3 separate regions of the Homo sapiens genome follow, and all the other regions are linked to region 1. Evidence: chromatin contacts called from ENCODE Hi-C data. All regions are on one chromosome and are shown on one strand. Each heading gives the region's core, a stretch centred on a gene start or an enhancer-like site at or near the end of the contact. The rest is flanking DNA. Distances are from core to core; before and after follow the strand shown.

The links. Hi-C counts contacts between places; a loop is a spot of excess contacts on that map. Pooled maps may share reads with other maps.
Region 2: a map of CD8-positive, alpha-beta T cell shows a loop between it and region 1 (12-fold over the local background). The contact joins the promoter of HSP90AA1 here to the promoter of EVL in region 1. A Hi-C loop is called at or near these places in 2 of 168 maps with a recorded cell type or tissue (CD8-positive, alpha-beta T cell and natural killer cell), 1 of 37 single-sample maps with no recorded cell type and 9 of 50 pooled maps.
Region 3: a loop to region 1 is called in a map of naive thymus-derived CD4-positive, alpha-beta T cell, with 13 times the contacts of the local background. The contact joins the promoter of ZNF839 here to the promoter of EVL in region 1. A Hi-C loop is called at or near these places in 1 of 168 maps with a recorded cell type or tissue (naive thymus-derived CD4-positive, alpha-beta T cell), 1 of 37 single-sample maps with no recorded cell type and 7 of 50 pooled maps.

What each region holds. Positions count from the first base shown.
Region 1 is chr14:100,064,100-100,066,974 of GRCh38, reverse strand. It overlaps EVL (Enah/Vasp-like), which reads right to left and starts at 1,553. Exons shown (of 14, transcript NM_016337.3): 1 at 1,464-1,553. The coding sequence starts at 1,474. RefSeq lists enhancers at 680-749, 810-889, 1,270-1,409, 1,460-1,539, 1,590-1,679 and 1 more.
Region 2 is chr14:102,085,554-102,088,447 of GRCh38, reverse strand. HSP90AA1 (heat shock protein 90 alpha family class A member 1) reads left to right here and starts at 1,404. Exons shown (of 11, transcript NM_005348.4): 1 at 1,404-1,462; 2 at 2,070-2,231; 3 at 2,324-2,690. The coding sequence starts at 2,070. RefSeq lists silencers at 847-896, 957-1,486, 1,527-1,816.
Region 3 is chr14:102,318,400-102,321,311 of GRCh38, reverse strand. It overlaps ZNF839 (zinc finger protein 839), which reads right to left and starts at 1,566. Exons shown (of 8, transcript NM_018335.6): 1 at 1,259-1,566. The coding sequence starts at 1,546. RefSeq lists an enhancer at 947-1,056 and silencers at 1,157-1,346, 1,407-1,506.

The DNA.
Region 1 (2,875 bases), core at 304-2,803:
CTTGAAAGTCATCACCACCACCAACAATGACTGTTTTTTCTCAATGAATTATCAAGGAATACATAGAAAACATAAAAGCAGAGTTATTTTGGCTGAAGTGGAGAATAAGGTGCCCAAAACATCTTATCTACTGTAGATCACCTCCAAGGTCTTTTCAAGATGGAAATTTCTAGGATTTCTACGATTTTAAAATTGAAAAAGAAATTGCTGTGCCTCATTTACTTTTGATATAATTTTCTGCAATTAGTAATTGACACGGTAGAATAAGCTGCTAGAAGTTTTCACAATGTAATTTACAACTGAAAATGACTTTGGAAGTTGATATGCCTTTGAAATGAAAAGCATTCTGTTTTCTAAAGCTCCACTCACGAGTCCTCTAAAGTTAAAGGAAAGTTACTAAAATGACAGGATCAGAAATAAAGCCAACTGGAAAATAAGCAGCCCTGGACAAGTTCTACCTATCACCACGTCAATTTTAACAACTCACTGCAAGCTGCTTCTGTGCCTGTGTAGCGTGCTGCGAAAACCACCGGATGAGGCCAACCTCGTTAAACCCTGGTTCCATTCCTTCCCCAACCTGCCATGTGACCTTGGACAAACCCCACAACTTTTCAGAGGTTTTCTCAGCTACGAAACAGGAGTGATGACAGCGTTCTCATCAATCTAACACGGCTAAAAGATTCAAATAAGAAAACTGGCGAAATGGCACTTTGGAAATTGTGAAATAATTTTCAAAGTGAGGGATTGTTACTTTATGCTAAAAAACAAAGCTGTCATGAGTCAATCAAACAAATGCCCCAAACCCCACAGGATAAAAGTCTGTCTGTCCTATCATCTATAATCTTTCAGAGTTGTAGGGCAGGGGAGAGGCAGGTCCAAAATGTAATCTCACCTTTAGAGAGAACAATCTCAATGAGGAGTGCGGTTTGTAGACTGGCTGGTATTCACACATGTGCTCAACAGCAATAGCCTAAGTCCACAAGTCTCTCAAGTGGAGGGTCAGGACTCTTGCTATTAAGTTCATGAAGTTCCTATCATAAAAAGAACCCTCTCTGCCTATATTTAGAAAAAACAACCAGTCTCGGGTCATTCTAGAGAGAAGGGCCAGGACTCACCAAATGTACCTCTGAGCTAAACAACAATTCCCCTAGATGGCTCAGACCCTCCTCCCTATAATGAGAGGCAGGTGCTAATTTCTAAGTAAGTCCTTGACTCAGAAGCCATTAAAGGTCACAGGCATCAAGAGACACAGGCCTGTGTAATGGAAAGACCAGCGGCTAGAGAGGGAGCAGACTGTCACTAACCTGCTGTGTAACCTCATGTAAGCCCCCTGCCCTCTGGTCATGGACTTCTCGATCAGTATACTAAGGGGACCTGAGATAATTTCTACAGCCCATTCACCGTTAAGATTCTAGGTTTCCTCTTGACATCCCTCTGTCCCCTGCACTGGTTCCAATACTCACCTTGTGGCCATGGCTGAAAAGTGGCAGCACAGGGAACCCTGAGGAGGCGAGTCCTGTACTCCCACCAGCCTATGTTGATCAGAGGACCACAGACCCTCTGAAGACAGCAACTTGATTTTTATAGCCTACTTAAAACCAAACAGGAAAAGGAAGCTGAACCAGAGACAAAGGGGAAACAAACCCAAGTGAAAAACTGAAACCTAGGTAGAAAATAGAGAAACAAGAAGCTAACACTGCAGAGCCCCACCAGCGTGGGCGGCTGAGAGGCACTGCACAGGCCCAACCCCCCACAGCTGGCAACCTCAAGCCTCTAAGTGCTTCCTGCAAGGGTGCAAGGGTGGGTGAAGCCTGCTGGAGGTAGGGGCCAGGTCATGGTGCTGGCCCCCCACTAACTAGCTCTATAGTCTAAGTCAATGCCACTTAAGATGTCTGAGCTTCAGTTTTCCATCTGTTATAGAAAGTGCAGGCTCAGCACAGATGACTTCCTATAGGCCTTAAGAAAAGGCTACAAGAACTCGGAAGAGTCCCCACTGACTCTCCAGAGAATAGAAGACTAGATGATAAAGGCTATAAGCTGATCAAGTCTTTTTTTCTTTTTTGAGACAGAGTTTCACACTCCTGTCACCCAGGCTGGAGTGCAATGGCACGATCTTGGCTCACCGCCACCACAGCTTCCTGGGTTCAAGCGATTCTCCTGCCTCAGCCTCCTGAGTAGCTGGGATTATAGGCATGTGCCACCATGCCCAGCTAATTTTGTATTTTTAGTAGAGACGGGGTTTCTCCATGTTGGTCAGGCTGGTCACGAACTCCCGACCTCAGGTGATCCGCCTGCCTTGGCCTCCCAAAGTGCTGAGATTACAGGCGTGAGCCACCGCGCCAGGCCACTGATCAAGTCTTCATATTTGACTCTGGAACAAAATTTGTACTTCTACCGAGGAGACAACTCTCTCTAATGATGACATTTAAGTCAGCAATTTAGAGCCTGAAAGGAAAACACTTGAGGAATACTGGAAACTTGGCTTTGTCACTTGTTTATTAAGTGGGTGGCCTCAACTGTAAAATGGGGTTATACTTATTTTGCCTATCTCCACAGGGTTCTCATGAAGGTAAGATCCAGTCCAATCTTTCTTTCAAAATCTACTGAGAACTCACTAAGAAGCATGCACTGTGTTAGAAATCACAGACAAAAAATTGAGAACGACTGTACTTGTCCTTAAAGGACTTTTATGGTTTAGAAAAGAAGAGGTTGATAATGTTAGCAAATATTTAATAGATCCATTAAAATATTATTGATATAGTGAAAAACAGCTGTACAGAGTACAGTACAAAAGAAGTATCAGTTCTAATTGGAGAGATGAATGCACTTTGAATGCTAAAAATGCATTTTAAAAGGCTTTTAATGATATACATTT
Region 2 (2,894 bases), core at 155-2,654, 2.0 Mb before region 1:
CCTGAGCAAGTTGCGTTTCCCTAAAGACCAGGAAGCGGAGGTAGTTCCATCGTTTCTTTACACGGCAAGGAGCTTTCAGATTATTCCGAGGGCCTGGCTATGAGTCTAGGCAGGAGGCGGCCCAATCATGGGAGGCGCCAGAGACAAAGAGGAAGAGGACATGGACTAGGCAGGGAAGCCAGGTCGAAGGAACCCCAATGCCTCCAAGGTTCCCACAGCTGGCCTTGGCCAAAATATCCGAAAATTCCCATGTAGAAACTGGCTTTTCCAGCCTGGGCAACATGGTGAAACCCCGACTCTACAAATAAATACAAAAACTAGACAGGTGTGGTGTCCGCGCCTGTGGTCCTCTGCCCACGCTCGTCCCAGCTACTGGGAAAGCTGAGGCGGGAGGATCACCTGAGCCCGGGAGGGTCGAGGCTGCAGTGAGCCGAGATTCCGCCGCGGCACCCCAGCCTGGGCGACAAAGCGAGAGCCTGTCCAAAAAAAAAAAAAAGAAAAAAAAAAAAAAAAAAACCTTTTAGGGCAAGTTAATCACCAAAGTGTTAGATACTTAATTTGGAGACCGCAAATCGGTCGGCAAAACGATGGGCTTTTCAAAATCATGCCGGGTGTAGCTGGGTAAGCATGAATTTGTTCACCAAGTCCCCGATTCCCAAGCTAAGGGACCCTTAAGTATGAAGCACATGGCTTTCGGGGAACCCAAAAGTAGGGAGCGCTCCCGAGCCAGCGGTGGGTCTGGAGAATCCCCGAGCGCGCAGGCCGCGGGACAGCCTCCCCAGTGCGCAGCAGCCTGAGGCTAACAGCCCCCAGAGGGCAGAGCCCCGCGATCCCGGCGCCGCTTGCGGCTGGATTCTTTGGCAGCGGGCGCGGCGCCAGTCAGGACGACGGCTCCGGAAGTCTCCCGGGCGCGTGAGACCCGGGCCGCTCTCCGTCCACGCACGACCCTCCCTCCAGGCGCGCCTCCCACCCCGGCCCCGCGTTCCGCTCAGCCCGGGTGACCAACTACACCTCACTTCAAAGGCCCCCACGCCCGGGCGTGCCCTCCGCCCGCCCGCGGCAGGTGGGGGTGCAGGGCGGAGGGCGCGGGCGGCCCCAGAAGGCGCCCGGACCTTCCCGAGAATTCCGGGCCGCGCAGGCGCATTGAGGCCGGCGCGGGGGCGTGCGAGAGGCGCGCGGCGGCGATTGAGGGAAGGTTGCCCGGGCCGGGCCACGAGCAGGGCCTGCGCGCGCCCGCAGGAAGGCGCGGGGGCGGGGTGCCGCGGCAACGGCGCATGCGTAGGCGCGCGGCCGCGGCGGCGGCTGGGGAGGGTTCTTCCGGAAGGTTCGGGAGGCTTCTGGAAAAAGCGCCGCGCGCTGGGCGGGCCCGTCGCTATATAAGGCAGGCGCGGGGGTGGCGCGTCAGTTGCTTCAGCGTCCCGGTGTGGCTGTGCCGTTGGTCCTGTGCGGTCACTTAGCCAAGGTGACGGGTGGTTGTGGGGGCCTGTGGAGGTGGACTGGGGACCGGGACTGGGGGCGGCTGGCGCGGGGCGGAGGCTGTGGGGGCCGGACCAGATCCCTGAAGCAGCCAGGGCCGCGCTCCCGGGCGGCCGCGCTTTCTATTCCGGAGGCCTCGGGACCGCTGCGGTTTCCGCACCCCGCTTCAGGAATGGGCCGGGCGGCCGCGGGCTCCCCGAGGCTCTGCAGCAGCGCCAGAGCTGGCGCCGCACGCGAACAGAGCGGCCCCGCCGCGGGGGTCCCCCGCCCGGCCCCGCTGGGGGCGCAGGCGGAGGAGGCCGCCGTGGCGGAGCCGCAGCCCGCGCGGGAGGGCACCCGGGGTGTTCGTTGGGGACCGCGGCGGGGGACTGGGCCCGGGCCTGCGGCGGCCTCCCGGAAGCGCGCACACGCTCGTGGTAGTTGCCGCGCTCCGAAATGAGGTCATCCTTTGTCAGCCGCCCTTCTATTTTCGGTTTACTTAAACTTCGCAAATCTCCAATTCGGCTTTAAAAATATTTGGAGAACGCGATGGAATTTCGTGTTGCCTCTGTAGACGTCCTGCAAGGTTTTAAACCGGCGCGGTGTCGTTCCAGATGCCTGAGGAAACCCAGACCCAAGACCAACCGATGGAGGAGGAGGAGGTTGAGACGTTCGCCTTTCAGGCAGAAATTGCCCAGTTGATGTCATTGATCATCAATACTTTCTACTCGAACAAAGAGATCTTTCTGAGAGAGCTCATTTCAAATTCATCAGATGTAAGTCACTTATTAACCCAGAATCGGATTTTGGTTTCAGTGTGAACTTCTTGGGGGTGCTGTATGCTTAAATTAATATTTTTTGTTAACAGGCATTGGACAAAATCCGGTATGAAAGCTTGACAGATCCCAGTAAATTAGACTCTGGGAAAGAGCTGCATATTAACCTTATACCGAACAAACAAGATCGAACTCTCACTATTGTGGATACTGGAATTGGAATGACCAAGGCTGACTTGATCAATAACCTTGGTACTATCGCCAAGTCTGGGACCAAAGCGTTCATGGAAGCTTTGCAGGCTGGTGCAGATATCTCTATGATTGGCCAGTTCGGTGTTGGTTTTTATTCTGCTTATTTGGTTGCTGAGAAAGTAACTGTGATCACCAAACATAACGATGATGAGCAGTACGCTTGGGAGTCCTCAGCAGGGGGATCATTCACAGTGAGGACAGACACAGGTAGGCACCTGAACATTCACTGGTTAAGTGAGCGGTGGAAGGGTGGGGTGCTGCAACCCTTGGACCCCTGGGGATGCGGTGAAGCTTACAGAATTTGTGTTTGCCCAACGATCAGGAACAAGCTAGAGCACTTAATTAGTGTAATGGCATGACTTGGTGGGCGGTTCTTTTGGGCGAGGCACCTTGCCCAAAAGGTTCTGCTGT
Region 3 (2,912 bases), core at 317-2,816, 2.3 Mb before region 1:
AGCTTGTTTCCCACCTGCAAAATGCCGGTACAAAAACACTGCTGAAAACTGAGCGGCCCCGCACAGCGCCGGGCGCAGAGCAGAGGCTTTGCAGATAGCTGCCCCCAGATGGCACCTTGCAGCCTTCTGACCCAGACCAAAGTCCAAAAAGGTTGACTTACCCAAGGTCACACCTCTAGATAGTGATAGTGTGGCATCTGGACAGAATCACACTGGTCTTCCTAAACCTTAGCAAGACAACTCTCCAGTCTTGATGATTAACTGGATACAACCCTAAGCAGCTAACATCAGTCAAAAAAACTCAACGAGTGAAGGTTCCTGATTCTATTCCCTAACCCGTTTCTTCTAGTGGAAAAAGCTGTCTTCTTTTGGCAATTTTGGGGTGAGACTAATTTTGTTTACAACCCCAGCGCTGAAATGGGGTGGAATTTTACAGATGCCGTGTAGGCCCTCTGGCTTCAGGCGCTATGCTTCACCCTCCGGAGTTGGGCGACCGTCTTCTAGTTATCACCCCCCTAGCAACCAAAAGGTGTGTGGCCCAGGAAATAAACCCACTGGGAAAGGATGTTTTGTAGTATACAGAGTGCTTTCACATATTCCAAACATTGTGTATCAGGCACTGTGCTGGGTACTGCGGTTACAAATCAGTCACTATCACCCAGGATGTTAAGTCCTGCAGCGAACTAGTGTATTGTGCTTGACTTTGTTCCAAGCCTGGGCCTTGGCACCTTACAACTGAAAAGCTAAGTTGGTTCCTTTTAATTCATTTATGTTTCAGCTCCAGTGTCTGGCCTACGGGACCACCCACTCTAAAGCAGCCCCCGTCAATCCCAGAACCTGCCTTATGTTCGTTCTTCAGCAAGTGTGTTCAAGGCTTCACCTCCTGCACATAGTGGGGAGTGCTGGGAACACGGTCTCTAAGTGCTCCACAAAGGCTGAACCAGCGGTGAAAGGCCTGTAAGAAGAGCTAGGGAGCACGCAAAAGCCCCCAGCAGGGCTGTGAAGGCAGAGAAGGCACGAGGGCGTTCCAGGCACAGGGCCCAGCGTGAGCAACCGCTCCTAGAGTGAGGCTCCTGGGGTGAAAATGCCAGGGTGGTGACAGGTGGGGGCCGAACGCCGTCCCTAAGAAGCTCAGCCTGGGGACGCCCTGAGTCTTAACCCGGGCGGATACTGGCCTCCCCGGACAAGCAGCTACCCCGCCGCGGGGCGTCGGCCCCCTTCGGGCCTCAGTTTCCCCACGTCCCTCCCGACGCCTCACCTGGGGCGGGAGCAGGCGCGGCAGGCGCGGGGGCTCGGTGCCCCGGCCCCGCTGCAGGGCGGCCTGTTGGGCCGCGTCCCGCAGCCGCCGCGCCGCGTCCCGCAGCACGAAGGGGGGCGGCGGCGGCGGCGGCTGCGCCTTCGTCACCTGCTCCAGGACCTGCCGCAGCTGCTCGGGGCCCAGCGGGGCCACACGTGCGACGCTGCCGCTCTGGCCCGGAGGAGCCGGGCCGCCGCCGCCGCCGCCATCCTCGCTGCCGCCCCCAGCCTCCGGCTCCGCATCCGCCATGGCGGCCGAGGCGGGGACTCGAACCCGGGTCGCTGAGCGACGGCGTCTCCAATGTACGTCACCTAGGAGAGGGGCGGGCTACGAGTGCCTCGCAGGCCAAGACACCTAGGAAGGCGACCGTGTCTGGCCGGGAAAGTCGTGGAGTGCCCCGCCCCAGCCGACAACCGCCGCGGCTCTTAGGGCTGATCAGCAGAGCGGACCCCCCTTATTTTCCTTATTGCCTGTCACGGATGTGTTTAAGACTCACCTTCTCTGGGAGCTGTCCCGGATCTCCCAGGGGGAGGTCTTCGGGGTTTCAGAGCCCCTGGCCCAAAAGTTACCACAATATCCAAGTGTTCTGACGTCATCATGCATCCGAATCAGCGGAGGATGCTGTCTGGAGATGCAGAGTACTGTGCCCACCCCTAAACATTTGGATTTATACATCTGGGAGGGGACCACAGTTTGAATTGTTAACGAGAGTGTTTCCCAAATTTTTGCCTTGTCACCGTAGCTTCTCTCTACCCACCCACCCAGATTGGGTGCACCTTGAAGGGAGAGATGATATATTACACAATCGGTGCCCAGCACAGGCCCTGCCCAGAACACAACGCACGCTCAGGGCATGAATGATGGATGGATGAATATGAATAAACGAATGAGTGAACGAATGAATGAACCCACCCTCTCTCTATCCATCCAGCTCCACTGCCCCATCTTCCTCAGCCTGATCGCCTCTCCTTCTTACGGTTGAGGCTCTGTGCGCCCTCCGAATCTTGTAGCTGCAGGTGTGTACACATGTCCCAGCTCCTTTCCCCAGGGAGAGCAGGAGGTCCACTGGTCCACAAACCCTTCTTAAGCACCTGGTGGGTGAACCGCTGTTTCCGCCCTGGGGGGTATACAGTCTAGGTGCCGACCCCCAAGGAGGAAACTTCCCAAGGGGGAAGGAGGAAACTGGCATTTGCAGCACAGTATGATGAGCGCCGAAGCCGGTAAAGTAAGGCTGGCGGCCTGGGTGGCGTCAGAGAAGGTTCTGGAAGATCACCACCATCCTCATCAATACTCACATTGCATTCACGATGATCCCTTCCGTGTTATTTTTTAATGGTGAATTTTATATTATGGGTATCTTACCACAATTTTTTTTTTTTTTTGAGACAAGATCTCACTCTGTCACCCAGGCTGGAGTGCAGTGGCACAATCTCAGCTCACCGCAACCTCCATCGCCTGGGTTCATGCGGTTCTCCTGCCTCAGCCTCTTGAGTAGCTGGGATTACAGGCGTCCGCCACCATGCCTGGCTAATTTTTGTATTTTTAGTAGAGACGGGGTTTCATCATGTTGGTAAGGCTGGTCTTGAAACCCTGACCTTAGGTGATCCGCCCGCCT